Regions from separate parts of the Homo sapiens genome. Here region 1 is linked to region 2. The links are chromatin loops, found by intact Hi-C in ENCODE. Cell type or tissue: heart left ventricle. All regions are shown on one strand. Links, peaks and the distances in the headings refer to the core of each region. The heading gives the core; the rest is flanking DNA. Region 1 has its middle 12 kb from the start of PIWIL4-AS1. Region 2 overlaps PIWIL4-AS1 (PIWIL4 antisense RNA 1).

Evidence for each region. A loop is a pair of places that touch in the nucleus more often than their neighbours do. Peaks named below come from ENCODE experiments on the same cell type or tissue, not always from the same donor. Only the 100,000 strongest peaks of a DNase experiment are listed, where the experiment ranks them.
Region 1: a loop joins it to region 2, with 2.4 times the contacts of the local background. A loop is called at or near these places in 3 of 110 quality-filtered maps.

What each region holds. Positions count from the first base shown.
Region 1 is chr11:94,744,600-94,761,077 of GRCh38, forward strand. It overlaps a transcript of AMOTL1 not described here. Among named protein-coding and RNA genes, the nearest start is that of PIWIL4-AS1, 12 kb to the left of the region's middle. RefSeq lists a silencer at 6,244-6,538. In heart left ventricle, for the core only: no CTCF peak of the experiment used is centred there; no DNase peak of the experiment used is centred there; H3K4me3 peaks cover 579 bases; H3K27ac peaks cover 1,595 bases.
Region 2 is chr11:94,647,867-94,664,344 of GRCh38, forward strand. The region is part of intron 4 of PIWIL4-AS1 (PIWIL4 antisense RNA 1); the gene reads right to left. LINC02700 (long intergenic non-protein coding RNA 2700) reads left to right here. Exons shown (of 6, transcript NR_187352.1): 4 at 394-522; 5 at 2,608-2,671; 6 at 3,611-9,602. Among named protein-coding and RNA genes, the nearest start is that of LINC02700, 18 kb to the left of the region's middle. RefSeq lists enhancers at 1,907-2,482, 8,563-9,499. In heart left ventricle, for the core only: no CTCF peak of the experiment used is centred there; no DNase peak of the experiment used is centred there; H3K27ac peaks cover 858 bases.

The sequences.
Region 1 (16,478 bases), core at 4,895-12,894, 96 kb after region 2:
GAATAGGTCGGTGGGCTGGAAATTCCAACTTTTTTTTTCCTCAATGTAATTTTTGTTAATGTATATCTGTAAGCACTATTTATTTCTGCACCTACAATGGTTCCTGGATTCTAAACAGTCATGGAGTTTAAATTTGTAACATTGGTTTAATAACAACTTTTCAGAGAGCAAAAGATGAAATTTTTCACTCCATGAAATATCCCATATTCTATGAGTCAGCACATGTAAAGCACACATAACAGAACCTGGTACAAAGTAAGTGCAAGATGAATGTTAGCTATTATATCTATGATATTAAAATGTGAAAAGATGACACCTTAGCATTGAAGAAATATGGTTTTTTAAATTTTTAAATCAATATTATAAAGTTACTTTTAGTGTTGATTTGTTGAAATTTATTATCTTTATCCCAGGGAATGCCTTCCTTGGCTCTTGATCTTTATTTTCCTTGACCTGCTAACAAACTTTTTTTTTTATACTTTAAGTTCTAGGGTACATGTGCACAACATGCAGGTTTGTTACATAGGTATACATGTACCATGTTGGTTTGCTGCACCCATTAACTCGTCATTTACATTATGACACAATGCTATCCCTCCCCCATCCCCCATACATTATGACATTATGACATAATGCTATCCCTCCCCCATCCCCCCACCCCACGACAGGACCCAGTGTGTGATGTTCCCCACTCTGTGTCCAAGTGTTCTAATTGAATTCCAACCTTTTAATAATATGGTTGGTTCTTCCCACAACCAGCCCCCAACCTGAAGCTAAGGACTTTCAGCCACCAGTTATCTCATTAGCATAAACTCAGGTATGGTTAAAAGGTATTTATTATGAATAAAAAAAAGATGCTCCTATCACCTCTATCACTCAGGAAATTTCAAGGGTTTTAGGAGCTCTGTGCTGAGAACCAGGGATGAAAACCAAATATATGTATATTTTTTATTATGTTGTGTCATCACAGAAGTCCTAAAAATTTAGTTTGAATTCTCTTGCAGTTTCTTGTGACCTTGGGCAGGTGATTAAGCTGCTTTAAGCCTCAGTTATTTAATCAACTCAACTGGGACCTTGCGTGGATATGGTAAATGGTGTATGTAAAGTCCATGTATTGAATGTGCTTGGAATTCAGGAAGTGCTTTTATTTTATTGTTTTATTATTATTATTCATTTAAAACATACTTATTTCCCAAGATTGAAGGATAAAATAGCTTTTACCAGTTATCCCACCTACTAATCAAGCGGTTTTTATTTCTGGAAGCTTCTCTACAACTTACCTAGTCTCCAAAAGGAGGTAGTCAGGAATGGTGATTAGGTCAGTGGAATTATTTAGTGATTCGTCCCTGGAGCCACATGTGGAATGGTTTTCCATCTGAGGTTTTGGTGATAGTTCCACTACTTTTTTGCCTCATGATTGATAGTCCATTCCACCTTTGAATTTTTATATCAGTCTGCAAATGAATAACTATTGGCTCCTTGGGGGATTGATTCTCAGTGTTGCAGCAAGATCATATAATAAAATTAAGTCACCAAAAAGGGGATTTTTTAAAAGGCAGTAGAGAAAGGGGTGTGTCTCTGGATGAATGCTGTATTGAAGTGTCATGATGGAGTGTCAAGAAATATGCTTTCTTTCTTGAGATGGTGGTACCATTTTCTGAGGAGGCAAAGCCCACACCTTTCCATAGCCTTTCGGTAGTTCCATGCATAGCTAGAAGTTACGGTCATCTGAGAGGGTTAGAAAGGATGTGTGGAGAGTTGGATGAACCCAGATGTGACCATGTCTGCCCTGTGAATAACCTTGACTGACTCTCCTCTACCTGGAGGATAGATATTTGGTTTGACATAGGAGGAACGCCATAACCTGCATCACTCATACCCACTATGACATTCTAGTTGTATGGAACTATGGGGCAATCCTCTACATTCAGCTTGGTTTCCTCCACCTGGATGCCCCTCTTCCCCCTTCTCCCTTTCTCCCCTGGCTTGCTCCTATCTAGCCTTCAACCCTAATCCCATGTGTCATGTCCTCCTGGTGGTTTTCCATTTTGGCTGCACATTAGAATCAGGAGGAGCTTTTATAAGTCCTGAGACCAGTTCCCAATCCTGAATGATTACATCCACATCTCTGGCATGTGGACCCAAGCATCAATGTTATTGTGTTTTTTTGTTTGTTTGCTTGGGTTTAATCACATCTCAAGTGATTTCAATGTGCAGCTAAGATTGTGAACAACTGCGCTACACTGTGGCCACCTTATTCTTCTTTGTAAATCTAGCAGCCAGCACAGTGCCCAGCACAAGTTAATCTTCAGTAAATATTTGTTGAATGACGGAGTGAGGGTGTGACCCGTGAGACACTTTATCTTTTCAGTTGTATATCTCTAAGACTGGCCTTTCTGCTTGTTGTAACAGTGCCTTGAGGACTGGATCCTTTCTTCTGTGACCTCTATCTCCTATGTTTATTCCTGGGGCTTATCCAGCTTATTTTTTATCTTTCTTAAAACTTGAAGTTTTGAAAGTCCAATTTTTAAACTTTAGTTTTTTAGTATAAAAGCAGTATGTGCTTATTTTAGAAAATCTGGACTTTAGAAAGAATAGGTGGGGGAGCTCACTCTCACCACCCACAAGCAAACTGGTTCCTTGTTTTCTTAACCTTTCATAATTTGTTGCCCTTTGGGGTTGCTTGACCCTCTGGCATGCCTCAAGGAGCTCAGTTGGTGCTGTCTCTGCTCAGACCTGGTGAACTGGCCTATGAGTGCCAGGAGAGGAGTGTGTCATGAGAATAGCATTCTTGGGAGCCACCAGGGCTAACTCCCCTGAGGGCCAATATGCAAGGAGAAAGTGTTTTCTTGTGCTATTCTGGCCTTCCTCATTCAGGCAGGATGTATGCTGGGTCTTATTAGGACAAATTATGACATTTGTATAACTTCTTTAAAATAATAACTTAAATATTTCCCAGTCTCCTCCTACCCCCTTGTCCTCCAAAAATATGGGATGAGATTGCAGCTCTGGATCACAGTGTTTATGCCTTAGTCAGGATAGGCTAAACCCCAGTGTCAGTGGCTTAACACAAGGAAGACTGCGTTTCGTGCTTGTGCAATGGTCAAATGTAGAGTTGTCAGAGGGCTGTGCTTCATGTGTCATTAAGGACCCTGGCTTCTTCCGTTTCCTGGCTTTACCATCTTCTAGGGGCTCAGATTCTTTCAGTGATGTTTGCATCCATTTGTCAGGTAAGTGAATCAGGTGAGCAAGAATGTTCACCCTTGATTGCCTCAGCCTGGAGGCAAAATACTCACTTCTCCTCATTTTCCAAGGGTAAGAACTAGTCTTACAGCCTCACCCAGATGGAATGGGGTGGGGTGGAAAAATGTAGTCTAGTTATATGCCAGGAAAAAGAGGAGAAGACACACATTGGTGATCACTAGCTGACTATACCAGTCGTATTTCTCTTATTGCTCAAACCATTATGACTGAGCCTCATTTGGGCCATGTGGGTGCTTGGTCTTGGTATTATTTAGGATATAGGTTGGGCTGCTATAACAAAGGCCAAAATGACAGTTACTTAAACAATATGTAAGTTTATTTCTTTTTAACTTAGAGCATGAACAGTCCAGTGCTGATCTGGTGGCTTCAGGGTGCACTATATCCTCAAAAGTAATTTCCATGCAGTGGTTCAAGGTGACTGTTTCAGCTTCTACTATCACATCCGCATTCTAGTCCATAGACGAGGGAGAAGGAAAGTGGTGGGCACAACCTGAAAGCTGCACACATCTAATGGTGTTCACTTATATTCCATTGGCCTGAACTTTAGTCACGTGGCTACCCGCAGTTCCAGGAAGACTGGGAAAACTGGGTGGGGATAGGATGGAGTCTATTATCAGAGAATAGCTGGGTAGGGTACAGGGAGAAAGAGATGCTGGATGACTAGCAATCTTCCTAACAAGTTATAGGAAGCACATCTTAGTGGTTAAGAGCATGGGTATCAAGCCATACTGAGTGATGAATTTTAGCTCCACCTCTTACTTGCTTTATGACCATAGACAAGTTACTTAATCTGTATCTTCTTTTCCTAAACTTTAAAATCATGTACTATTTTCTGATGCTTTTCCAGACCCACTTACCATCCTTTATCACTCTTCTCTGTGCTCTGAAACACTTACCTTTTGGAATGCATCACCTGGATTCCTGTTGTATTTGACCAATAAGAAGCACTGGCAGGATACAGGAGGGTGGTAAGAAAGAGAACTCAGTGTACCTACTTCCTTCCCATCAAGCTGTGGGACAATATGGCTGTGTGATTCTGCTGCACATAACTATAGAATGGCCTTCTCTTATAGCATCTTGTCTTGCTGGATTCTGATAACTTCCTCTTCCAGCTTATGGGTTGCATTAGGGTTCTCCAGAGAGACAGAACAAATAGGATATATATAGGTATAGTTGGATGAGAGGGAATTTATTAGGGGAATCTGCTCTTGTGATTATGGAGGGTGAGAAGTCCCGTGACAGGCTGTCTGCAAGCTGGGGAACCATGGAAGCCATGGTGAGCCTCAGTCCAAGTCTGAAATCCTCAGAACCATGGAACATGATGATGTAACTCTCAGCCCAAGGCCAAAGGCCTGAGAACCTGGGTAACCACTGGTGCGAGTACTGGAGTTCAAAACCCAAACAACCTGGAGTTCTGATGTCCAAGGGCAGAAGAAGAGCGTCCCAGCTCTTGAAGAGACAGCAAGGATTTGCCTTTCCTCAGCCCTTTTGGTTCCATCCAGGCCCCCGGCCAATTGGATGGTGCCTATCCACATTGAAGGCAGATCTTCCCCACTCAGTCTACCTACTCAAATGCCAGCCTCTTCTGGAAACACCCTCACAGACACACCCAGAAATAATGCATTGTCATCTCTCTAGGTATCCCTGAATTCAGTCATGTCGACACCTAAAACTAACCATCACAGGGATGGTAGCAGCTCCTCATAGTGACTAGCCCCAGGGTGCTTCATCATCATTTGCTGTTTTCCTTTAACCCTTTTGTAAATAGTTGCTTCATTAGACTGTCTTCAGTCACTCCTTTTGCACATACCATCTATTTCCTGATAGGACGCTGACTGATACAATGGGGATAATAATAGTACTGACCGCAGCCCATGGTGGTGAGGATTAAATGCATTATGTGAGAAATGCCTGATTGTAGTAACCACCATTAAATGTCTTTCTGTCTGATACCTCCAAGTATGGTCAAAGCTTTCTGAAAGATTTGGCATATAAGTTAAATAATACTGTCACTTATCTCCTCTTCCCTATCCTGTTTCAGAAGGATGGGTTGAGATTCAAGACTTTTGAACAAATCTGTTCTAAGACAAATGTAAAGTTTCCTCCCTCTCATTTTTATGGGGATGAAAAAGGAGACAGGAACCAGGCTAGATTCACCTACTGTGTCAGGCACTTTGTACTTTATACATATAACCATTGTACTCAGCTTATGGCTTGGGTCATGTTACCCACAGTGGTACCCCCAAATATAACAATTTCCAAGCATTTGCCTGCCCATCTTACTAAGAAATGGAGTCTTTTTAAAGGCCACCCTGCAGTTTTATGGTCCAGGAATCCTTAGGTGGTGCTTATTTGCATGCACAGAGTCAGTTCTGGCTGCTCTAGTGTCTTGTCAGGGGAGCTGGGATTCAGAAACACCATATTGAGACCCGTGAACACCGTGATAATTGCTCCATGCCCTCTCTTCTCCACTTGACACTGGCTGTTGCTGCTGCTGCCCCTACTCACACCAGAACTTGGAGGCTTGGCCTTTGCTTACTTGAGAGCCTGACTGGTTTCCCAGGGTCCTACTCTCTCCTGGCTGCAGGGATGAGAATGCTACTCTCCTGTGCACTCTCTGAGTGGGCCCAGGTCCTCCTGATTGCGACACAAGCCTACACCTGTCCTAGGTTTTGGGATTGGGTGGGCTACGTGTGCGTAGCCTTGAGCTGGCCTCCAACTGACAGGGGCGTCCCTATCCCCTGCCTTGCTCCCGTGATGTACCCTAGATCTCTCCACCCTTTAGAAGCCTATGTATCCTGCCATCCTCCTCCTCAAGCCCTGAACACAGCTTCTGAGAGCTAACTTTTTCTCAGGATGATTGACAGTGGAAAATTCAATTCCCTTCACAGGAAACCTCACCCTACCACGGGGGTGTGGTTTGGCCTCCTATTCCAACAAAACAATCACAAAATAGTTCAGCGTTGTTACACTTCCCCAAATCTGAGTAACTCAGTCTTTTCCATGATTAATCTTGTTGGGCACATTAGTTTATTTCATTCTCAGAACAACTTAGTGAAGCAGATGAAATTATTTTCATTTTCTAAAGGAGGAAACAGAGGCTCAGAGAGGTTAAAGGATCTGCCCAGAGTCGTTTGGCTAGAGGCAAAGATTAGATTCAACATCTAATCTCTGGCTCCAGAGCCAGTTTCGGTTTTCTAGGAAGGAGAATGTACAAGTTGGTCTCCTCCTAGGGAGACTGTATTGGGAATTGAATAAATATGTTAAAGTATCCAGCACAGGGACAGGCAGTACAATACATGGATATTCAGTACGTATTTCTTGAACAAAAGATGACTGGTAGGCACTCAAAACTATATATATATATTTTTTTTATTTTTTAGACCACCAAATAATGATCAATATTATCTGAATATTGATCTGAAACAACAACCATAAAAACTCCTCTTTGCTTCCTTCATTTATTTCCTGCCCTTTCTGCCCTTTCCATCCATTCATTCCTATGTATTGCAGCAGAGTCCCTGGGACACGAAATCTCCCCTGGTTTCCCAATAGTGCTGATACTATTTCTAAAAGAAACGAAACCTTTGCAGCAGCACAATTTGGGGCGAGGCGGTAGAAGCCTAAGGAGAATACAAAAGGACGATTCAGGGCAGGTGGACTCAAACTTGAATGTAAAATTGATCACCACTCCCCTAATATTGGTTTGCAAAGTGATATTACACATTGCTCAGGAAGTGAGTTTTATTTCAGGGTATTCTAGTTGGGAGAGAGAATGGAGTAGGAAGGGGGAAAATGACAATAAATTCTGAAGATAAATGGTTATCTGCTTTGGCTAAAAAAAAAAAAAAGATCAAGGAAAGAGATCTGGAGTAATGGGATAAAACATATATATGCTCACATGCATTCACACAGCACACACACACACACACACACACGTGCACACACGCACACACACACATAGGAAAATGGGAAGGGCATTTTCCCTGCCAAAAAGATGTTTCTACTAGAAATAAATGGAAGAGTGGCCATTCATTCCTGAAAATTAAACACAAGCGTGACTCCCCAGAAACGATATTTCATCAGTTGTTAAGCACTAAGGGAGTCTAAAGAGTGTATAAATTACTAGTGTGATTTGTTCAAGGATACTATGATTATGGTTTCTGGGGCACATTCTTGCCGGATGATCATTGTGGAATTTATCCTGTTTGTTTTTTATTACTCTCACACTCCTCAAATCAGTTTTGCCCAGTGTGGACACATTAAATTAATTTGATATTCATGGTTTGCTCTCTCTCTCCTGCTCACCCCCTCTCCTTTCCAGTTTCTCTCCTTTTCTCACTCTCTTCTTTCCCTCCTCCATTTCTGTCTCTGTTTTCCTAAGTCAGTTGCACCCTCCTCAGCCCCCACTCACCTCCTCTTGCTCCCTCCTCCTTTTTCCATCTTATATTGGAATATGGACAGAAAAGGCAGTGCTTGCCTTCCTAGGGCTCTCTGCCAGAAAATGGAATAGGTCAGATTATAAAAGGGGATAAAAAAAGAATGTTCCTTGGCAAAATGGGGAAAACATGTTCAGGGATGGTTTGCTGTCTCTTGCTGCCTGCTGCCTGCGGAAATACACTCCTTACAGGACCCCTGCTTATGAACATTTATCCCCATGGCACATATGTGTGGTTATGTTAATGTCAAATATGTATAAACATTTATTTCTGCTTAATTCTCTTCCCCCTGTGACCTTTGTACCCCCAAATCTAGAGTGGACAAGATTACTGATCACCTGATGGTAAGACTTATTAACCTTTTCTCAGGGATTTTTTAAAAGATTACTGGGAAGAGTGGACACTGAGACTGCTTTCAGGTTGCTGTCTAACAGTCAATAGCTTTTGGAAACTTTAGGTTCTTAAGAAAACACAGAAGGGACATGTGGGTACAAAACCTGGTCTGGAATGAATCCTGTGGAAAATACAGGGTTTGGGGCCGGTGGGGTGGGGTACAATAGTCTACTGCTGGGATCTGTAAACCTGCCAGGGCTCCTTTGTCTGTCTCCCAAGGGTTTGCTGTTTACTGTCTGTTGACCATGAATAAATGTCCATTATTGTTGCTCTTGTGGTTGGTCAGCCAGAGAGTTAGACTTTAGGCTCCTTTTATAAAAATATTTACCTGCTAGCTCTAAAAGTCATTTTCCCTCAAATTCAAACGGCAACTCCAGACTGAGTATTTGCTGTGAACTAAGGAGTGTGGCAGGCAGTTTTATGTCGCTGTCTGGCTGTGGTGGGGGTTAACTTCAGGTGAACACCGGCTACCTCCCCCTCCACTGGTTCCCCTCCCATCTTGTAGGCGGGTGATTAGGATCAAAAGAATTAGCACATTTAAATCATTTAGAATAGTGCCTGAAAATGACTAGCATCTAATAAATATTATTCTCATCCTACTGCTTTCCTGCTTTTTTTTTTTTTTTTTTTCCTGTCTTCCCCTCCTTGCCTTGTCACTCTCAAGTATGGCTTCTTACCCTGAAGTCCATTTTGTTTCTACTCTCTTAATTCATTTGCTGACATTGAAAAAAGATAGAAAAAGAAAATAAATTACAAATAGCTTTATTAAATGCATTATAATAAAAAGAGCTAATATTTATTGAGTGCTTTTCATGTGTTAGATTATAACATTATGTCAGTCATCTTAAAACAATCCTGTAAGACAGGTACTATTACTTCCCTCATCTTTCAGATGGAGAACTGAAGCTAAGACAAGTTAAATAACTTGCCAAATCATACCTGGTAAGTGGTAGGGCCAGGGCTTAAACCCAGCCCTGTTCTTCTCTATTGCTAGGATTCCTAACCACCATCTTCAGTTCCAGAGCAAGTCACTAGAACCCAAACTCCTGATTCTCAATAACAGATTCTTGGCAGAACCCTAATTTGTGACTAGGTATGTTTAACTACAAAACCTTAGCTTGACTCACTCACAATACTGCCTACAACTTGCCACACACTGCAAGCTAGGCTCAGGCATGTGAAGGTGAGTGAGACACAGTCCTTCCCTCAAAGAACTGGTAACTTAATTGGGAAGAAAGATCTATTAACAGGAACATTTACAACGTGGAGTTCTAGCTCCTTCAGGCCAGTGGGCACTGATGGGCTGCATGACCTTGGGCAAGTGATCTAACCCCTGTGGACTTCAGTTTCCTCATCTGTGATATGGGAAGGCAAATATCTACTTCATAGGGTTATTGGAAGGGGTTAAGTGAGATAATATATGTAGAGTGCCCAGCACATATTTGGCACTCTATGAGCAATTTCAATTATTGTTGTTATTATATGGTGACTGCAAGGGGGACATGGGACCCCAGAGAAGAGGAACCCGACTCAGTCATGGAGGTCAAGGAGAGGCCAGGCTGGCTTTCCAGATGAGATCCATCCATCACAGTGTGACCCGAACGGCATCATGTATGCCTCAGAACAGCTGGCGGCAGCCATTGTGAGCTCTTCCTCTGGGGTCCCTGTGACCAAATGCTGAATAATAAAGTGCAGAAGAATGAAGCTGAATCTTCTCTCCCATACAAACCCAGATTTAGCATGGGAACGCTCCGAAGTGGGACTGTAACCTTGTTATCTCCTTCCTCAAATGCTGTCCACACCCTCATGCCTCACAGTGTCTGTTTTGCTTACTCTTAAGAGGTCCTTAAATTTGGCTCAGTAGTATTCAGTGGGACAAAGCTGTTACACCATGCTCACTTGCATTTCACTCCTTTTTCCATCCTTATCAGTATTGCTTTTTACTACTATCAGCTTCTTATAGCTGACATTCCACACTGTTTACCAAATGAGAGACTAAGGGCTCCACTAAAGGAATTTTAGGGATATAACCTAGTGTAGGTAGGTTGGTATTTGCCAGACTTAGGAAATAAAACACAGGAGACCCAGTCAAATTTGAATTTCAGATAAACAGTGAATATTTTTTTTAGTATAAGTATGTCCACTACAATATTTTGGACACATAATACTAAAATATTTTGTTGTTTATCTTCAGATAAACAGATAATTTGAATTCAGATCCAACTGGTGTTTCATCTGGCAGCCCTAGGTGTGGGAGCAACATCTGGGGATGCTCTGCTCTTTGCATTGGATTTTGGCTTGCTCTTAGTAGGTGTGATAAATGGTGACTCAGTTCCATGTCACCAGGTATTCAGTTGCCACTTGACTCCATTTAGGTGCTTACATCGATGAGACTTGATTGCTGCTATGCATATTATTTTATCACCTCAGTTAGAAAATGGATGCTTGAAATTAACCCTTCCTACAGTAGAAATCCTGAACAACTTCAGGGATTTGATGCGTGCTTCACTGTGCTCAATATATAAACACAGAAGACTGCCTACTCCTGGACTGGTTATATGGCTTCTGGGGTCTGAATGTTAAGGTTTTGATTTTCTTCCATTCTTTCTTTTAGCAGAAGCTCATGTCTGATCGACTCCATTTTGGAGAGTCAGAGCATCTTAGTGTCCTCATAGGAGGGAATACCCAATGCCGTCCTCCTTAATGCACCATCACTCAGCCTCTGCTAGAACATCTTCTGAGCAGGTGTTGTATGAGTGGGGGAGGAGCTCCTGCTTCCTGAGAAAACCTGGTCTATTGTTACACAGTGATCATTATTATAACGATTTCTTTATAGAGAGCTGAAACCTGACTTACTGTTTCTTACACACAGTTGTCCATGTTTTGCCTTCTAGAGCTTTCCAACATTTATTTTACTGAAATGGGAGGAGTTCCCATATCCCCGTCACAGGGCCTGCGACAGGGGCGTGGCTCGCTTCTTCAGTGCCTCGCTGCTCAAACTCCTAGAGGCCGCATGCAGACAGGCAGGTTGTGGGGAGCGTTTTTGGGCTCCAAGCCCACGGCAGCATCTAGGGTTGACTGTTTACAGCTCCCGAAGCCCCAGTGGGTGTGTGTTACAGTGTGCTCTTTCAGTTTTGCTGTCTGCAGGCCGCTTGTGTTCATCAGCTCAGTTAGACCCTCTGCCTTATCCCAAGGACAGAGGGCTTTCTGTATCCTGAGTTCTTGCCCTATTGTACCAGAAAAATTGGATCACACGTGGGCTTGGAGGATGGGTGCAAGGTTTTATTGAGTGGTGGAGGTAGCTCTGAATGAGGTGGACGGGAAACCAGAAAGGGGATGGAGTTGGAATGTGACCTTCCGCTGGAGTCAGGCTGCTCAGCAGCCAGACTCTCCTCTGACTGCCCCCAACCAAATTCCGCTGTCGATGGCCTGCAGTGTTGGATGGTGTCTGGTGGTGTGCTCTTCTGCTCCTCTCAACGTCCAGCCGCTTGTGTCTGTGCCCGCTAGGGTCTCGGGTTTTTATGGGCACAGGATGGGGGGCGTGGCAGGCCAAAAGCAGCTTTTTGGGTGCAAAAACAGAAATGCCTGTCCTCATTTAGGTTTGTGGGCACAGGCCCGAGGATGGAGCCCTTGCCAGGGACCCCGCCCTTCTCTACCCAGCACTTCCCTGCCCTCCTCCTGTATCATTATTATGACCCAACATAAGGATATATTTTATGTTTAGACCCACAAACACAAATACAAATATAAATATAATTAAACAGAATTTCATGGAATAGCTATTACTCTTATTCGGCTGCATCTGGTATTTCCTATTATATTCTATTTCATTTATTTAAAATGCGGGTCAGGACCCCGTTAAACTGATTTCATGACCCACAATTGGGTGACCAACTACTGTTTGAAAAACATTATTGCTATATAGTGTTACAGAGCAAATACAGAATAAGTCTATTCCTCATTTCTTTCTAAAAGATTTTGAAATATTTGAAGGTTGTCATTATTATTATGTCTTAATCTTCTCTTTTCTACACTAGATATGGCCGAGTTTCCCCATCCACTCCCATCCTGCTCAACACCTTCTGAGTGCTTTCTAGCTGAGAAACATTTCACTTAAAATTTGGCACTGAGACATGAGCACATCACCTCACATATAACTTGGCCAATACGTGGCATTGTGGGACCATTAGACCTCTTGATTTCAACTCCCCTGCCTGAGTTTATATCAATCAGTTAATTAATATTCATTTGGGTATAGTTATAATTACTAATTTACCTAAAATACCTAACCTAGCCCATTTTTTTTTTTCTGTTTTGTCTATTTTGGTATCTTGAAATATTTTTCCTATTTGTTGGGGTGGGGGGATGGGGAGCTCAAATCAAGATGATAATTATTCATGTTTCCTGGATCTGCCCAAAACTCAGGAAATATAAACAAAAAGAAACTATGTGTCTAGCACAGTCTAGCACAGCAATAATTAAAACTCCACGAAAATGACCATATTTGGTAAGAAAATGGCTAACAGGTTAATAATAGTTAATATTTCTAGAACACCTGCTGCAAGTTAAGCACTGGACTAAGAGCTTTACATGTAATTTACTCATGAATTTCTCACAGTCCTGTGAGGTGGATACTATTGTAACCACCGCTTATGAAATGAGGAAAAACGGCTTTACAGAAGTTAAGTCGTTCAGCCAATATCATAGGACTACTAAGTGGCAGAGGAGGGGTGATTCCAGGCCCATCTGGCTGCTAAGTCTGTGTTTTAAAATCTGTAACTGCTTCCCACAGAGAGGAAACCACCTCTGGTGGTTTAAAAAGAGAGAGTGCCTGTAACATGCTGAGAATAATGCTTACATGGAGGCTTAATAAATAGATCTTACTGTCTCCTATAAGAAAAGGGAACAGCTTAGTAGCAAATTCAGGCCACTAAGAGTCCCCAGGAGTCTGTGAAAACTGTCTAGATTCATCACTAACCACAATGGGGCAGGCCTCAGAGTGCTTTCCAGTCGGGAAGTAAGGTCTGGAGTCAAGAAACATCTTTCTTGTACCCATGAGATGGGAGGCAACATAAAATAGTAGTTAAGAGCAAGAGCTTCTCACACCTGTAATCCCAGCACTTTGGTAGGCTGAGGCAGATGGATCACCTGAGGTCAGGAGTTCAAGACCAGCCTGACCAACATGGTGAAACCCCGTCTCTACCAAAAATACAAAAATTAGCTGAGCATGGTGGCGCATGCCTGCAATCCCAGCTACTTGGAAGGATAAGACAGGAGAATAACTTGAACCAGGGAGGCAGAAGTTGCAGTGAGCCAAGACTGTGCCATTGCACTCCAGCCTGGGCAATAGAGTGAGACTCCATCTCAAAAAAACAAAAAAGGCAAGAGTTCTGCAAAAACAGACTTGAATCTTGGCTCTGTTAATTTCATTTAATTAATTTCAAATTAATTTCAGGGTTTTTTGAGGCTTTTGACACAGTTATTAGCTAAAAAATCAAATGTTCAAAGATATGGAGCAGTGCCTAATGTCTGGAGAGCAGCACTACCATTTATTATTTCATTTATAGTTGGGAAAGTTTTTGATGGTACTAACAGATCAAAGTGGTGGCAGGAGGTTTTGGAACGGCTGGTTTAAATGGCTTCAGGAGACTTCAGTGTTTTGTTTAGCTACATGATTGAATGCGTAATAAATGCTTTGTGCTTTTGACTATCAATGCCTAGAGAAAGTGCATCAGTGAAGAGATGCAGGACGTTCAACTGATTGGCAAAAAGCAAGCTTTAGCTTGTCTTACAGGATGCTTAGTTTGCCAGTACACTTCAGACCAATGGGATAGTCATAGATGGCGTGACAGTGTTTAAAGGCAACAAAAGGCTACATCTCCATGTGGCCAGCACTGTCATGAGCCTCACTAAGCTATTTTGAAGATTTTTAAGCAATGATAAATTAAAAAGAAATTATACCCCACCTAAAGTAGTACATAAAGTATAGCAGGATTTCCGTATACTCTGCAATCAGTTCTTTGAAAGAAAAGTCAAAAAGTAGAGAATACAAGAAATTTTTGGGATATAATTTGAATGACTGTGAAAACATGACCTTTGATACTGAACTCATTTGCTCACTCCTTAACTTGACAGCAAAGCCCAGTATGTACAACTGTGTTGACTGTGGGTGGTCTCCAAGGCCACGCTGCTCTCTGAATTGATTTTGAGTTTTGTTTGTAAGATGATCACAGTCATGTTACACTGACCTGAAGGGCATATATATACATAACACTTTAAAAAAAACACTCTGCCTCATTCTTATTTCAAGATGAATTTCTATACGGATTAGATATGTTTTTTTCTGAAGATCATATCAATTAGACATTTTGAAAATGACTTAAAATGTTTTCCTTAATGTTCTCAGAAAACAAGTTTCTTTTGTAGTTTTAACCAAAAAAGTGCCCTTTTTGTCACTGGATTCACCTAGCATTCATAATTTTTTTTTCATACAATGAATTAAAATTTGCTAAAATCATGGACTGGCTTTCTGGTTGGATTTCAGGTGAGATGTGTTTAAGGCCAGAGCTTTTCTCAATATTTGATTTTTTTCCTCAATATTTGATTTTTTAAAAATATACACATAGGTGCTGCATTTATATCTGCTGGTTTAAATTCTGTCATATTTCACTTCTAGACTTTTAGTATGGCAAATCATATTTTACTTTTACTTAAGCATTTGTAGTTTGGAGTATCTGGTACTAGCTAAGAAATAATTCTATAGTTGAGTTTTCTGCTCACCATATATGGATCATTCCTCATCTATAATGTGCCCCAAATGCAGCTTCATTTTCCAGATACCTTGACGCAGAGTGAAGTTTTTCATCTTTTAGGTGCAAAAAAAAAAAAAAAAAGGGCAAGAGCTCTGCAAAAACCAGACTTGAATCTTGAATCTTGGCTCTGTCACTTATTAGCCATGTGATCTCAGGTAATTCACAGGACCTCGCCTAGCCTCCAGTCCACATGGGTAACACATGGGTAATAATATCTGCCATACTGATGGAATGAGATAATGAATGAAATCATCTGGTTCAGAGGAGACACTCCATATGTGCCAGTTCAACATAGAAAACTGGATTATGATCTTTCTTCTTGTACAATATCATGTGCCTGTTTCCTTATTTAGGTTGAAATTCTGAATGCATAGAAATATAGGCCCTCAAATATCCTAAACCAGTGGTTCTCAAAGTGTGGTCCATGGACAAGCAGCATCAGCACAATCAGATAATTTGTTGCCAATGCAAATTCTTGGGCCCCATCCAGGCCTACCAAATCAGAAACTCTGGAGCGGGGCCCTGCAATCTGTGTTTTAGCAAGCCCTTCAGGTGATACTGATACAGCTAAAGTTTAAGAACTACTGCCCTAATGGCACTGAAGATTCTGAGTCTTCTCCTGTTTTCAACAGGACTCAGTTAAAGCTCTAAAGAGGCTGCATCTTTTGGGTAGATATTGTAATCAAATACATAGACTGTGGAGTTTACTTTCAGGTTGTTTCCATTTAATCTTTTTATTGTTGTTTATCCCAAACTGGCCATTTTCTGATTTCTCTTTCTCTCCTCTATTTAATTTGAAACCCCTATTGTATATACCTTACATCACATAGGTTGAATAGAAAGGGGCCATTCCCAGACACCCAGGTAAAGGAGACAAGTAACATTCCTAAAGAGCTTTCCTGGGCCATCCCTGCATCCTCAGCACAGGGTACCTGCAGGGACTATACTTCCTTTGCCTCCTTTAAGTTCCTGGAACTTTCTGAGAATTTTTCTGCCACAAGATCTTTGCACATGATATTGGCTTGGCCTGGAATGCTCTTCCTGCCTCCTTTATGTGGCCAAACCTTCCTGTCTTTTAGGTCTTTACTTACATATCTCCTTGGAGAAGGCTTCCCCTTTCATCCTCTCTAAATGACCACTTTCTCCCTAATTGTTAACCCCTCTGTTATTGCAGTCCTAGTCTGCTCCTTTTTTTCATTGCACATAGGCTAGTTTGTAATTGTAGACTTCTTTATATGTTTTAGTAAGACAAAGCCCATACCAGGGTATTTGAGCATCTAGCAGAGTATGTGGATTATCAATGTAATCAATAATTTTTTTTGATGGTTTTGGGGGAACAGGGTGTCATTCTGTCATCCAGGCTGGAGTGCAATGGTGCCATCCTAGCTCACTGTAACCTCAAACTCCACCACACCTGGTCAATTTTTTATTTTTATTTTTATTTTTTGTAGGGACAGGGTCTGACTGTGTTGCTCAGGCTGGTCTTGAACTCCTGGTGTCAAGCGATCTTCCCGTCTTGGCCTCCCAAAGTGCTGGGATTACAGGAATAAGTCAATGTGCTCGGCCAATA
Region 2 (16,478 bases), core at 5,379-13,378:
GCAGGGACCAGACTACGAACTGCCTTAAAGCTCTGCTTAAAAATGTTTGCCACGATTTGAAGAGTAATGGGAAGCCTTGAAGGTTTTTAACCAGAAGAGTCTTATATTTAGATTTGTTATTTTTTAAATATCACACTGGCTGCTGTTTAGGAATGATGCTGGAGGCTGACGAAGATAAGGGTGGAAAGTGGGCAATAAATCAGGAGCTGTTGCAACATTCCCAGCAAAGGATAATGGTGAATGTAATGGCAATGGGGATTTGGGGAAGCAGGGGGGCCTCGTGGCTGATTGGATGTGGTGTTGGTGAGGGAGGAGGGGTCACAGATTTCCATCCTCCCATGGGTGTTTCTATCTCCCAGGCTAGGCTTCTTGTGTTTGCTTTCCTTCTTGCAGAACAAAGACAAAACCGGGCCCTTCCACACAGTAGCTGGAACACAAAGGAAGATCAGCCAAGCCTCAACATAATCTCATAAAAATTCTTCAAATATCCCATTGTTATGGATTCATACATCAGGAAAGCAGGTAAAATATTTCACCTTGATGCTCACCTAGATGGTCAGACTCTTTGAGGAAGACATCAAACTTTTCCCCAGAAAGAAAAAATAAATAACTTTTTAGACTATACAAAAGGGTCAATGTCATGTTACATAAGATGCTCAAACTCCTGTCTTGATGTTAAGTCCACTGGTCTTACCACAGCTTCTGAACACCAAGACTGCTGCTGTGACAGTGACAAGAGAATTATTTAGAATTAAAAAACAATTGTCCTTACATTTTCTCCTCAAAATTCTAGGGGAGAAAGAGCTTCCAAGTAAGCAGAGCCAAGGCACTATTGAGAGTGACAGACTGGAAAGAAAGGAATTAAGTGGCCTTTAGCTCCTGTCTGTTGGAGAGTGGTGTAGTAGAAAATACTTAGGCTTTGGAATCTGAGCTGGGTTCAGATCCTGCTTCTCTCATTTACTAGCTGCATGTAGATGAGTATCTTAAATTGCTTTTTCTGTGTCACAAATGACAATTTAAAAAACCTCTATCTCACAGGTTATTATAAAAAGTAAGACACGCATTCAAGGGTAGCATAGTACTAGGCACAGAGGAAGAACATTCAACAGGTGTGAGAGACAATGTTGTCAATATGCTATATGCAAGGAAAAATGTTTTTAGGTATTTTTTGACTCTTTGATGCTGAATGGAAAATTCTTCACTGTCATTAGCAATAATGGAGAAGATAATTTCAGTTTGCAATTGGAGGCTCATAAAACAAGTAACTGGATTTTCAGAAAAGTTAAGTATTTGTTGAATCTATAATGCACTAATCGTTTTGTAAGGTGATGTGAGATACTTAAAGAGGCATTAAGATACAAACATAGAGACTAGTGGGTGAGACATAAAAGCAAAGACCTAGGAGAAGGAAGCTCATCTAGGAAAGGAAGCTCCTTAGATCTAGCTTGGCTGAGTTGCAAGCCAGACTGGAGAAGGTAAGTGCTCTCAGAAACAGGAATTGCTGTCTGGCAGGGCCTGAATGATAAGATCTACTCTTCCCCTGTCCAAATGCAACCCCTAAAAGCCAGTTCAGAATAAATAAGGAAGAATATTTTTTTCAGAGCAATTAAGAGTCATTATGAAGTAGGTCAGAATAAAATATGGCAGCTTCAGGCTGTGTGCGATTACTGCTCTGATATTTATCTGCAAAGCAGGAGTCATTTATCCTATTCTAAAATAAATAACTCGGCCAGGCATGGTGGCTCATGCCTGTAATCCCAGCACTTTTGGAGGCCAAGGCAGGTGGATCACCTGAGATCAGAAGTTCGAGACCAGCCTGGCCAACATGGTAAAACCCTGTCTCTACTAAAAATACAAAAATTAGCCAGGCATGGTGGTGGGGATCTGTAATTCCAGCTACTCGGGAGGCTGAGGCAGGAGAATTGCTTAAACCCAGGAGGTGGAGGTTGCAATGAGCCGAGATTGTGCCACTGCACTCCAGCCTGGGTGACAGAGCAAGACTGTGTCTCAAAAAATAAATATATAAATAAATAAAATAAATAACTCAATGAGTTTTCAAAAACAACCAAAAAATCAGCTTGAGAAATAGTTTTCAGACAAACTTAGCCTGAGTAGACCCACCCTGAGAGATTTGAGGGCTCTACTGAGGCAGGAGACTAGGGCCTGGAGGCAGGGAACATAAAGCCAATCCACACTGACTTTACTAAATCAAATGAAAGCACCTTAGCAATGACAGGAATGTGAATGGTTTTGTAAATTCCCTTCATCCTCTCCATTCATACCATTTCCACTTTGTAACTTCACTTTCATCCTCTCCATTTACATAGATCACACACCAACTAACATCCTCTCCATTTACAGTAGGGCACATTCTGAGTAAATGACTCTGTGACTTCACTTTATTCACTTCATTTACATAGAATATTCACCAAGTGACCAACGGGAAACCTCTAGAGCATTAAAACCCCAGAAAATTCTGTAAGCCGGGCTCTTGAGCCTCTATGATTGGGCTGTTCCCACACTGTGGCGTGTACTTTTATTCTCAATAAATCCCTGCTTTTGCTTTCCTTGCCTCATTTGTGCATTTTGTCAACTTCTTCATTTGAGATGCCAAGAACCTGAACACCTTCTACTGGTAACATATATTTTGGCGAGCCAGCCTGGAGACAAGGTAGGCCCAAAGTTTGGGATTTATTTTTCTTTCCCCTTTTACATACAGGGAAACCTTTTTCTCTCTCTTTTTCCTTTCCAACTTGGGACCCTCCGTGATCAGCGCCTAAACATAGAGACAACTGCAAGTTTCCAGCCAGGGCCACTCTCTGGTGAAACCTACAGGTTTCCATGTGACGCATCTGACCACCACCACCCGGCTGGGTGGGCAACCTGAGTCCTTTTCCTTGGTTTTGTTTTTCTGAGTCCTATTCCTTTCTCCCTTTTACTGAGTTATTTTTCTTTTTCCTGTTTCGGTCTTTCAGCTACTCCTAGTAGCTCCCGGTTAATTGAGGACAGCTGGCCGGGGCCACTCTCGGGTGCCTTCTGAAGGCCAAGAAACGAAAAGGGATGGCTGCCCTGCCCAGAAGGGGGAAGGACTTTTTTCTATCTCTCCGGTTAGAGTTCCTCATCCCAACATGTGACGCAATTGCTGTGGCAGCTCATCCAGGGTGAACTCACACATGTTTCAGACAACTTAAACCTTCTTTCCTCATGCCAAATTCTTCCCTTCCTCCATTCAGCTGTCTAAGGACAAGATAGAGGGTTCAGATATGTCATAAATTGTGAGAATTAGGGAAATTAACAAAGGGGATTTATGCAGGAACTGACGTGTAGGTTTACTGCCCAAATTTATAGAGTTAAAGGGTTGCTTTAACTGGGATAGAAAATCCTCAAGGAAAAGTTAACAGTAGGTCCTCAGTGGAGGAGGGAACCATTCCAAAGTGGTGCCGGCACCCATCTAAGGTTGGAGATGTGCAACAGACTAAGTCAGACCCTTAAGGGGGAAGCCCTCAGGGACCCCGTGCTGGGCCCAGAATTTTTCCAGGGGAATGCCCCGGGTAAAATTTGGGTCACCTAATAAACCCTCCACTTTTCAAAGTCCTCTTCTCTTTTCCAGACCACTATGGGCAACTTCCTGTCTATTCTACCTGGTGTCACTGTGGACAACTTCCTATCTATTCCACCCGATTCACCGCTTGGCTACATCCTCCACCATTGGGATGAATTTGACCCTAACAATCTAAAGAAAAGGCATATGATTTTTTACTGCAATATTGTTTGACACAATTATGAGCTGCCCAATCCGGAACAATGGGCAGTCAATGGTAGCCTTAATTATGATACCATCCTGTATCTAGACCTATTTTACAAGAGGCAGGGCAAATGGTCAGAAGTCCCACATATACAGGCCTACATGACCCTATACGAAGACCTAAGAATCTAGGAAACTCCCAGAACCCATCCCCCGAAGGAAAGTTCTGGGGCAGAACTAGATATTATAGATGAACCCCCTTTTACAAGGGATACCTGTCTCTCAGAGTGAGCAGTGACTGTCCCCATATAACCCCTCACCAAGTGCTCCTGAGGCTGAAACCCAGGGGCAAACATGGGGAACCCTACTAAGTCCCCCTCACACTTGGAGGGGAACACTGTATTCAACTCTCTATCCAGCCCTGCTACTCTCAGAGAAATAGCAGGGGCTGAGGGGCCAATCCTAGTGTGGGTCCCCTTCTCTATGATTGATATACAACAATGTAAGGAAAAGCTAGGAAGCTATTCTGAGGATTCCGGGAAGTTTGCAGATGGGTTCCAAACTTTGACCTTAGCCTTTGATCTCTCATGGAGAGACGTTCAATTCACTCTAGCAACCTGTTGCACCTCCTCGGAAAAGGAACGAATCTTTGAGGCTGCCCTCCGAGAAGTGGACGAATTATTCACCCAAAACCGTAAAGGCAGTCACCCAGGCCCAGCCACAGTTCCCACTACGCATCCTAATTGAGACCAAGACACCCCCGCAGGAAGGAACAACTGGGCTAAATTTCTTGAGGCTCTTGGAGGAATGAGAAAGGGAATAACTAAGGCAGTAAATTATGATAAAGTAAGGCAGATTACACAAGGCAGGGAGGAAAACCCAGCTGTGTTTTACGGCAGGCTGCGGGAAGCCTTTAAAAAATATATACTAATTTGGTCCCTTCCTCTCCTGAAGGCAAGTTATTAATGGCACAACGTTTCATTAGCCAATCCACACCAGACATTAGACGTAAGCTCCAAAAGCTACACATGGGGCCACAAACTAACCAAAATCAGCTTCTTGGTACTGCCTTCATGGTGTATAACAATCGTGACCTGGAGGAAGGAGAAGGGAAACAGAGTAAAGAAAAACGGCAAGCCAAAATTATGTTAGCCATCACTGGTGATGCCCTAAATGCACAAAGATTGTCCAAGGGAAACTCAAAGGGCCATAAGGATAATGCCAGCAAAGGCTCTTGCTTCAAATGCAATAAAAGTGCGATTGGGCACAGGAATCCACTAAGCCCCCGCCAGTCCCCTGCCGTCAATGTAAAAGCACCAGTTGTGGCTCCTGGCCCTGGAGAATTGACTGTCCCTGCTCCCACCAAGGGGCTCAGTCAGTCAAAACTCTGGCAGTGCACAAGGAGGAATCAGATGAAGACTGAAGGGGCCTGGGGCCTTCCTCACTGCCCCGTCTAGGAACATTGTAATTACTACTGAGGAACCCTGGGTAACTCTGGACATCATGGCCACCCAAATTCAGTTTTTATGTGATACCAAGGTGAATTATTCTGTACAACTGCTTATGCAGGAAAACTTTCCTCCCGGTCCATGAGTGATATTGGATGGAAGGGAAGCCACAAACAAGATTCTTACTCCTCCTTTGGTTTGTCAATTTGAGAAACAAATCTTCCAACAGGAATTTTTAGTAGTACCAAGCTGCCCAATTCCCCTGTGGGAAAGAGATATTATGGTGAAAATAGTGACACTACTGCAATTTAAGCAATATTAGCAGGTGAAACTGCTAATAGTAAGAAATAAGGCAATGTCCCAGACCATGTCAATAAACAGGTTAACCCACTGGCATGGTATACTGGAAACCCAGGGAAGGCTAAAACAGCAGTGCCAGTCAAAATACAGCTTAAAGACCCCAGCCATTTTCCCAATGGAAAACAATACCCAGTTGAACAGGAAGCAAGCAAAGGTCTAGCTCCCATAGTTGAGATATTACTTACCCATGGACTCTTAAAACCCTGCAATTCTCCCTGCAATACCCCCATCTTACCTGTTCTCAAGCCTGGGGGGAATACCAGCTAGTACAGAACCTCAGAATAATGAATGAGGCTGTTATCCCCGTCCACCCATTGGTGGCAGATCCATATGCCCTCCTGGCTCAGGTGCCAGGGCATGCAAAATGGTTCTCAGTCCTAGACCTTTCTTCTCCATTCCTCTGGCCCCGAGCCCCCCAGTACCTTTTTGCTTTCGAATGGGAAAATCCTAATACCAGATAAAAACAATACACTTGGACAGTGCTTCCTCAGGGCTTTCGGGATAGCCCCCACTTCTTTGCCTGAGCATTAGAGCGGGATCTGAGGGATTTCAAGTTAGAAAATGGAGGTATTCTTCAGTATGGGGATGACCTTGTGTGTAGCCCAACCTAGGAGGTTTCTGACCAAAATACTATAAAAACTTTGAATTTCCTGGCAGACAGAGGATACAAAGTGTCCAAAAAGAAGGCTCAGATTACCCTCCAATGGGTCCACTATTTAGGATATGTCTTAACACCCGGAACCCGGCAAATATCCCCAGAAGGAGTGCAAGCTATATGTGGTTTGGCCGCGTGCACCACCCCCAGCCCCCACCCTGACCCACCTCCAAGCAGCAGCTTTGTTCCTTTTTGGGGATGGCCGGGCTTTGGAGAATATGAGTACCAAATTTTGGGCTCATAGCAAAGCCCCTATATGAAGCAACAAGGGGGCCTGAAAATGAGCTAATGGAATGGACCCCGGAAATGAGGAAAGCCTTTGCCAAGTTAAAACAGGTTCTCACCCAGGCTCCTGCTCTTGGTATCCCAGACCTAATTAAGGCCTTCTCCTTGTATGTAGCAGAGAAGAGGGGCATAGCTGTGGGAGTGCTAGCCCAGAAATTAGGATCAGAACCCAGACCAACCGCCTACTTCTCAAAAAAGTTGGACGGAGTGGCCTCAGGATGGCCAAGTTGCCTGCGGGCAATAGCAGCCACTGCTGTTAGTGGAGGAAGCCACTAAAATCACCCTAGGGCAACCACTGGAAGTTCTAACGCTCCATCAGGTAAAGTTAGTCTTAGAAATAAAGGGACACATCTGGATGACAGGGGAAATGTTAACTAAATACCAGCCCATGCTCCTAGACAATCCAGATATAACTCTTAAAACCTGCAACACTTTAAATCCAGCTTCATTGCTGCCCACAGGCCCAATAATTGATCATTCCTGTGAGCAGGTCATTGCACATACATATGTTAGCCAGCCTGATTTAAAAGATGAGGCTCTCCCAGATTCTGAAGCTGACCGGCTCACAGACGGCAGTAGTTCTTTGTCGAATGGGGAGCACAGAGCTGGATATGCAGCAGTAAATCATGACACAATTATTGAAGCCCAGCCAGTGCCCCCTGGCACATCAGCACAAAAGGCTAAAATCATTGATCTTACTCAAGCATTAATGTTGGGACAAGGGAAAAAACTTAACATCTATACAGATTCTAAATATGCATTCCTTGTGGTTCATGCTCATACCGCCATCAGGAAAGAAAGGGGATTACTTACTAGCAAGCACTCCCCTATAGAGCATGGACCTGAAATTCTGCAGCTATTGAAGGCAATACACCTGCCAAAGGCCATAGCTATCATTCATTGTAGGGGGCATCAAAGGGACTTAACCCCTATAGCACAAGGGAATGGAAAGGCTGACGGAAGCCAAAGCAAAAGCCCTCAGCGTGCAATCCCAACAGATCCTAGCACTGCTTCCTTTCTACAATTCCCCAGTAGAACCCAAATACACACCACAGGAAGAACAGCTAATAAAAAAAGCAAGGGAGACAAAAACAAGGATCCTGGTGGCATATGGAGCCAAAAATATATCTCCCTCAGGCAGCCCAGTGGAGAGTTATAAAAGCCCTGCATGACTCTTTCCATGTGGGGAGGGATGCGGCTCTGGCCATGGTAAACAAGTTCTTTACTGGGTTTAACTCAGCTTCAATGGCTAAGCAGGTCTGTCAAGCCTGCTCACTGTGTGCATTTAACAATCCAGGCATCAAAATGCCCCCTCTAATAAAACCAGTCCAAAGGAGGGGAACTTATCCAGGGGAAGACTGGCAGTTAGACGTCATCCATATGCCAGCTTGCAGAGGATACAAGCTTTTGTTAATACTAATAGATACTTTTAGGTTGGGTCAAAGGTTACCCCAGAAAAGGCTAATGAGGTTCTAAGGTCCTCTTAAAAGAAATAATTCCCCAGTTTGGGTTACCTCAGGGTCTCCAAAGTGATAATGGCTAATCCTTTATCTCCCAAATAACTCAAGGGGTTGCTAAGGCTCTTGGAATAAAATACTATTTACATTCAGCCTGGAGGCCCCAATCCTCTGGAAAAGTGGAAAGGGTTAACCAAACTCTAAAATAAGCACTAGCTAAACTATGTCAGGAAACATCAGAAACTTGGGTTAGCTTATTGCTCACAGCCCTTTTAAGAATTTGTAATACCCCTAGCTCAAAAATTAACAGAAGCCCATATAAAATGTTATACAGAAGGCCATTCTTAACTAATGATTTAATTATTGACCCAGAAAGAGTTGGTGTAATTAAATACCTAGTCAACCCAGAACAATTCCAGCGGGTTTACAAGAGTTTGGAATTCAAAGGCTCCTCACACTTGGAACTAACCAGCAACCCAAAATCAGGCCAGGAGATAGGGTACTTGTTAAAACATGGAATGAGGGATCACCTGCCCAACAATTACAACCCCAATAGAAGGGACTTTTTTCAGTAATACTGGCCACGTCTTCTGTGGTCAAAGTACTAGTATTAGATAGCTGGATACATCTTTCAAGGATCAAACCATCAATACCAGAAGCTCCAGACCAGGAACCTGAAGTTCCCATCAGCCAGTACACCTGTGAACCAGTGGAGGACCTGAAGTACCTGTTTAAAAGATAGCCAAAAGATAAGTAAATGCCTACCAACTTTCTTTGGTGTCTTTGTTGCATAGTTACTGTGGGCTGGAAAATAGTAGCCATTTTTATCTTTGCAGTTTAATTGCCTTCTTCCAAATAGATAAAAATCACTTCCTTTGTAATAATTAAACAGAATTTAAAAAATACATTTCTATGACAAATATTCCTGATGGCATAAGTATCCACCCCAAGGTTCCCATTAAATCTTTTAACCTAAAGTATTTCCTCTCACCTAGAGATCATCGAGCTGTGTGACAAGGGTGCCAGCCACTCCAGGTGAAGACACCACCCCAGGCCATCAAGGATCTTCCCTACCTTCACTAAACAGAGCAGGGTGAAAGTTGTGTGATCCCCAATAGGTAGGGACTACACCCCAAGTCAGCAGGAAGCAGTTACAGAAGAAAGACCATTGGTCCCTCTGCTTCCCATAAAGATTTATGGGGATCACAGCTTTCACGGGGGAGATGAGGCAAGAGAATAGGGCATGCAGGCAGGGTACTTGAGGCCAATCCACGCTGACTTCCTAGAACTGAATTAAATGAAAGCTCCTCAGCAATGACAGGAATGTGAATGGCTTTGTAACTTCTTCCTCTCCATTAATGCTATTTCCACTTTGTAACTTCACTTTCATCCTCTCCATTTACATAGATCACACACCAAGTAACATCCTCTCCATTTACAGTAGGGCGCATTCCGAGTCAATGACTCTGACTGCACTTCGTTCTCCTCATTTACATAGAACATTCGCCAAGTAACCAATGGGAAACCTCTAGAGTATTGAAACTCCAGAAAATTCCGTAAGTGGGGCTCTTGAGCGTCTACACTCGGGTCGCTCCCACACTGTGGCGTGTACTTTTATTCTCAATAAATTCCCGCTTTTGCTTTCCTCGTTCTGTTTGAGTGTTTTGTCCAATTCTTTGTTTGAGGCGCCAAGAACCTGGACACCTTCTACCAGTGACACTACCAATTTTTGATTCCATTAAAGATCACAGGTATTTTCTGAACATTTACCCTGTACCAGTCTTGCAGGGTCCAAACTCCTGTTAAAGAGCTTGTGGGCTAATGGAGGGAGCAGGCATGTGAACAAGCAAATTATGAAATAGCGTGCAGAGTACAGCAGTAGAGATGTATTCTAGGATCAGAGGTCACACAGAGGAGGGGTGCCTGATTAACTGTGCAGGGAGACAGGGAGGGAAATGTCTGAGGTGGGTCTGAGGTGAGAACAGTAGGGTTCAACAGAAGGATGAGGGAAGTGTGAAACAGTGTTCAGGGAATCATAAGCGGTTGGAACTCTAAACAGTCCTCACCTTACCTGGCTCACAGCAGGAGAGAGCCACGGGCAACTTTTCATGATTTATTTTTGATTTGCAGTGCATGGGACACACTGTCCCAAATTCCCCCTTGCCATTATTCAGTGAGTCTACTTTTAGCTAGTTTTGATCCTTGTTCAAAAACAGATACATATTTTAGGTTGTTGCTATTTGTTTATACTTGAATGGGGATAAATTCTATGTGCTTTATCAAGAGCTTTAGATATTTAAAGAGCAAGACAGTCTGAGTGCCCAGCGAGAAAGCCTGGTTATGTTCAGCTCCTCGGTCTCTCGCTCTGGTTAGCGCCAAACCTTGGCTCAATAAGGCCAGCTACTAATCACATACTTGAAAATTTACAAATATCCTGTTTTTAATGATGTTAACTTTGCTGTATTTGTTGTCAACTACATCTTATTTTTCTAGGATCATTAGTAAGAACTTAAGGCAAATATCAAGATGAATTGGCTAGTCTTAGTATTAGCCAGAAGTTGGTCTTTATCTATAATCTTTTTCTGTATTTTCAGATACAGTATTCTGAGAAAGACAAAGAAAAAAACTTTGTCTTATTCCCTCCTAAAAAAAAAAAAACGTACCTGGAAATGCACTAATTGTGCAGCAGTTCCTCCTTGGCTCAGCCCCAGATCCCCAGAGAAGACTGTGTGCCTGTCTCTATTAATTGCTTATGTTGTATGGGTTCCCAGGCCATTCTCAGCCATGCGCATACACGTTTTGTGCCTTGCCAGGTATTGTGTCCTATTGTTCTTGGAAAAATACTTTGTGCCTTTATTGTCCCGCCCAGAGGCAGAAAAGACACAAGGACTGCTAGAAGTCAGTTTGGTGATTCTATTACTCCACGTAATTGTGGAAGGTTCTGGGAACTGGAAAAGTAATCAAGGTAGCACTTCCATAAGATATTCAAAGGAAACCAAATATTGAAATTCTTGGGAGAAAGGAGTCTTGAGAAGCTTGAAATCTCAGCAAGTTTAAGTGTGTGAGAAGTGGCTACTAACAACATTGCCAGCTTCTGAGAGGCCTCTGGGAGGAGACTGTAAACAGGCTGTGGGGGTCTCTGGAGAAGGTCGTACATTTTGCTAATTACAAGTGAACTAGAACATGCATGAGATTTGATAGGAAGAATGCTGGGGTGTGAATGAAGTGAGTTGACTTTCAATAGAAGGTCGAGAGACTCAAGTCATTTATTAGGCCAAGGACAGTGAATGTTTGCTCTCAGCAGCTGTGTGCTGAGGAAGAGGCAGCAGGAGCAGGTGGGGAGAAGCAGCTTTGCCTCTCAAGAACCAAAAGAAGGTGCCAGAAAGTAGGGCAGACCTCTGAGCCGGCACACAAACTCCAAAATGGCTGCTGTTTACATCACACAAGCTCATTTTAGGAGGAATTATCTCAAAATTATTATACTCTGAATCCCAAGGAGAGTCCTTTTGAGGGTCTTAGTTATACCAGAGGGAAAATCAAGGTCCCCCAAAAGGACACTTCTTGGGGTTCAGAGTATGGGCAAGGCTTAATTGGAAGATCTTTAATCTAGTACTCAGCTCATATGGCCTGTGCTCACCCAGGGATCCCCAGTGATAGGCAGAAGATGGGGGCTGGTAGGGGGGAGGTATCCATCGTGGCATCTACTACTCCAGATTGGAGTTGCTGAGTTTGGAGAAGTTGCAACCATTATTTAGAACTCTTGGAGATATCACTGGAATACTAATGAAGAAGGCAAAGGAAATCCCTTAGGATAATTTCAGGGTTGTCTGTGAAGAACATAAACAATATGATAGATAATAGAGTGATAACATTTGAACTGATAATTTTTTAAAGTATATAATAGAAGAATATTTGCATAATATCTCTGGAGATTGGAGAGAAATGAAATGTGTCAAACAGAAGGAACTGGATATGATGTCAGCAGCCTTTCGTCCCACTGTTCTCTCCTCTCTAGACTGTCTTCCATTTGGCTGTCCAAGCAATAGCACTAAAATATAAACCTGGCCATGCCACTTCCTACATAAAGCCATTCAGAGACTGTAGTCACTTCCATTCAGGAAAATATTCACCCGCTTAGCACAACCCATGGGACCTCACTGATGTGATCCCTGCCTTCTCCAGCTTCAATTCTGTGCTCATTACCCACTCCCCGACTCCCTCCCCTGACCCTGTGACCCTTGACTCTGGTCCTACTGAACTGTTTACCTATAAAGAACATGTTCTTTAAAGACTGTACATTTGTACACACTGTTCCCTTGACCTGGAATACTTTTTTTTAGTTTTATTTTTCTTTCTTAAGTCATCAAGACTAAATCTAAGGGTCTTCTGGGAAGACCTACTCAAGCAGAATTAATTACTACACCCCTCCTTTCCCTACCTGCTCCTTCATGCACTCACTATAACCAATGTAGTTGGCCCTTATTAGCATTTGCAGGTTTAAATTCCAAATATTATCAAGCAAATGGAACATCCATTACATATAAAAATTTGGTAATTTTGTAGGACTCCAGTTTGGATTACATCTGCTGGGAGGTAGGTTTCTAGGAAGTGGTCAATAGTTGTTGAGGGAACTTAGTCAACCATCCAGCATCTGCCTCTCAGTGTGATTTGTCCTCTGTGCTTGTGGTCATGTGGGCAGCAATCTCATGGAGGGATGAAACACTTGGTTTACCCCTACAATGTTACCTAATTAACGCTGCACAAATATCTTCTCATTTAACCCCCACAAAATTGCTATGAGTGCTTATTACAATTCCCATTTTTAGAGGTAAGGAAATTGACACTTAAGAGATGAAATTTTCCCACATTTATACAGCTAGCAAGTGAAGTTAGGACTCAAACACAGATTCTAACCTGACAGAATGAAATAGAGAATAAGAGAACTCAAGTAGCACTGGTGATTTCGGAAGTTGGTGAAAAGGGATAAAGACTATGAAGACATTTTTAAAATGTGATTACTCTTAGCTTTTAAATGGTTTTGAATAAATTAAACAGTGGGGAAAATTGTTAGAGAAGAATTTGCAAATTCAGGAATTCTTGATGGTCTCATGACAAATTTTCTGGACACAGATCTTTAGGCACAGCCCTAAATGTTGAAAACCTATTCTTCTATGGCCTCCCATCACTAAACTTGAAAAGCAATCCACAGACTCCACGTCTTTGGGCAGAGTGGATCCCATTTCTTTCTTTTGTGTTTCTGGGCCACCGTGGTTGCCTGGTTCTCCTCCCGCCTCACTGGAGTCTCTTTCTCGGTCCCCTTTGCTGGTTCTTCCTTATCTCTCCAGCCTCTACATGCCAGAGTACTTAGGGCCTCCCTTGGTCTACTCTCTGTCTCTATATTCTTCTTTGATGATGTCTTATCCCAGTCTCCAGGCTTAATTTTTCCCTATATGCTGACAATGTCCGTGAACTCCAAACAGCAATATCCATGTAGATGATCTAATAGACGTCTCAAATGTGAAATGTCTCCAACGTTCTATCTTCTCCTTCAAACCTCATTTTCAGCTTTGTACAGCTTAGTTGATGACAACTCTATCCTTCCAGTTGCTTAGACAAAAACCCTGGAGTCTTCCTTAACTCCTTTCTTTCCCTTATGCTTCACATCCAATCTTCCAGGAAATTCTGTTAGCTCTAACTTCAACATCTCTGTAGAATATAGCCACTTTTCACCATTGCTACCCTAGATCAAATAAACCTCATGTCTCTCCTGGACTATACAAGCACATCCTAATTCATTTTCTTTTTTTCAACACTTGCCACAAACCCACAAACCCACAAACCCTACTGTCTATTCTCAAAACAGCAGTCAAAGTGGTGCTTTCAAAACATAGATCATGTCACTTCTTTGTTCAAAAACCTCTTAAGACCTCCATTGTTAAAAATCGCCATATTTCTCAGAGTAGAAGCCAAAGTCCTTACATCAACTTATAAGGTCCTATGTGATTTTTGCACCCCACATCCTTGCCTACTGATATATCATATATTATTTATTTAGTAGGCTTATCGTCTCTCTTCTCTTCTAAAGACAGCAAGGATTTTGCTCTGTTTTATTTACTGTGTGTCTCCCACCTAGGAGACATTGGATACTCAAAAAGTATTTGTCTAACATTACAGCAGGATGTCGTGAAGTCTGGTCCTTAAAGCATGTATATGATTCTGGACTTCTATCATATGTGTTATGAATACCTTCACTGAAGTGAGTAAGGTGCAAGAAAATGTGAGAAATAATTTAAGAACAGCATCATTGTCACAGGCTCTTTTGTGATACTGGTTTCCCAAATGGAAAGCTCATTCTTAATGAAATTTTTTTTCAAATGTGACATCTTTCCAAATTAGTCAGAGAAAACAAACTGACCTCATGCCAATTTTACTTTCGAATGTCAATAGAAAATCACCAGTCTGCTGCTTTAAATAGTGGGAGGAGTCAGTAATTGCCTGGGGACCCGAGGGAACAGCATTAGGTGGTGGTGACAACAGATATTGTCTGTCACCAAGACTATTGATGGAAGACTAAATTCATCAAGATCTGAGTAAAAATTTCTAAGCCCTTTTCTCTTTTCTTAAAAATAACCCAATTTTTCTTTATAGTGCTTTAGAGTTGGCCACAAGCAGAGGTAAGTTTTGTTTTACACAGTAAATATCTTCCCCAAAAAGCTGCAGATCAACATTCCCTAAATTCATGAATGTAGAATGCATGAGGAGAGCTTACTCTTCAAAGGACCCTGAGAGGGGGTTTGGGGGGCAAAGAGAGCTCCTGCTGTGTGCTGGGCTGTGCAGAGCCCCAGTTCTCCCATTTCTAAGGAGCCTCCTCACCCCTTCCGTAAAACGGGTTCATGGTATCTAACTCATAGGGTTATTGAGAAGATTATCTGGATATATATGAAAATGATGTATAAAGTATAAAGTGATGTCTAAATATTGGTCTATGACTAAGCAGAAAAACATTTTCATAAATCAAAGCACTCCTCTGTAATAATGGGAGTAAATATGTAAATATGGGAAATAATCCTCCTATAATTTTTCCACCTTGGAAGTCTGGATTTTTCACATACCAAGCTGGGTCAGATTTCTGTTATCATTGTTGCATTCTTGTTCTTTAATCACTCTTGCAAAAAACCACTTGTACCCCCAAAGCTATTGAAATAATTTTTAAGAGAACTTTTAAAAAGTAAATAAATAAAAATAATCACCCTATCAGCTATGAAAACTGAAAATGTGCCTAGTCAGTTCATCATCTTGCTTCATTGGTCAATTCAAAGATCAGGTATTTCAGGTCAACAATTCCTTTGATGATTTTCTGAACTGCCCAAGGCCTTCACCAAATTGCTTAAGTAGGCCAGAGTTATGAATTGAGGTATGCCCTCCAAAAAGATATGTTGAGACCTAACCCTCAGTACCTGTAAGCGTGACCATATTGGAAATAAGATCTTTGCAGATGTAATTAAGTTAAGATGAGGTCATTAGGGTGGGTCCTAATCAAATATGACTGGCGTCCTTATAAGAAGAGAAGAGACACAAACTCCGATATACACAGAAGGAAGACAATGTGAAGACACATGGGGGAAACACCATGTGGTGACAGAGGCAGAGATGGGAGTGAAGTGTCCACAAGCCAAGGGATGCCAAGCCTCGCTGGCTACACTGGAAGCTAAGAGAAAGCACGGAACTGATCCTCTGCTAGAGCCATTCTAGAGAGCACAGCCTTGCTTTTAGATTTGCTTTTAGACCTTGATTCTAGACTTCTGCCTCCAGAAGCAAGAGAGAACAAATTCTGTGTTTAACCACTCAGTTTGTGGGACTTTGTTACAGCAGCCCTAGTAAACTAACATAACCAGTTAGCTATCCATGTGCACATTTGAGGCAGGCCTGGTTACTGTGATGGAGACTATGGCTTATGTCTCTACATTTGATCAATGAACTGCCGAGTCCCTGGTCCTGGTGGAAGACCTATGTAACCTTGAAGTGAGCAGTTTGGGGTGAATGTTCCTGAGTGAGCAGGTTTCCATCTTCTTTTCATATAATAACTGACTAGCAGTTAACTTCCATATAGAAACAAGATTTCTGTCTTGCTCTTCTAATCCTTTTGTCATTGTTGTTTTCTTCTACCACTCTCACATTAATTGTAAATGGCTTAAAGAAATCAATTTACTTTTGGTTTATTTTATAATAAATAATTTAAATAATTTAGCATTATTTTATAATGATAAATTTGCATTAGTGAAAAAGTTAAAGATGTTTATCTCAACCTCAAAACATGCTGTCAGAGGAACAGTCAGAAAGCAACTTAGCAAACTTCTAGTCCAGTGGTCCACAATTCTGGCTGTACGTTATAACCACATGGAGCCCTTTAAAAATACCAACACCTAGATCCCACCCCTAGTGCTTCTGATTTGATTGATACAAGGTGGGGCTTGGGCTTTGGTGTTTTTTTTTTTTAAATGCCCCAGATCATTGTAACTTGTAATCAG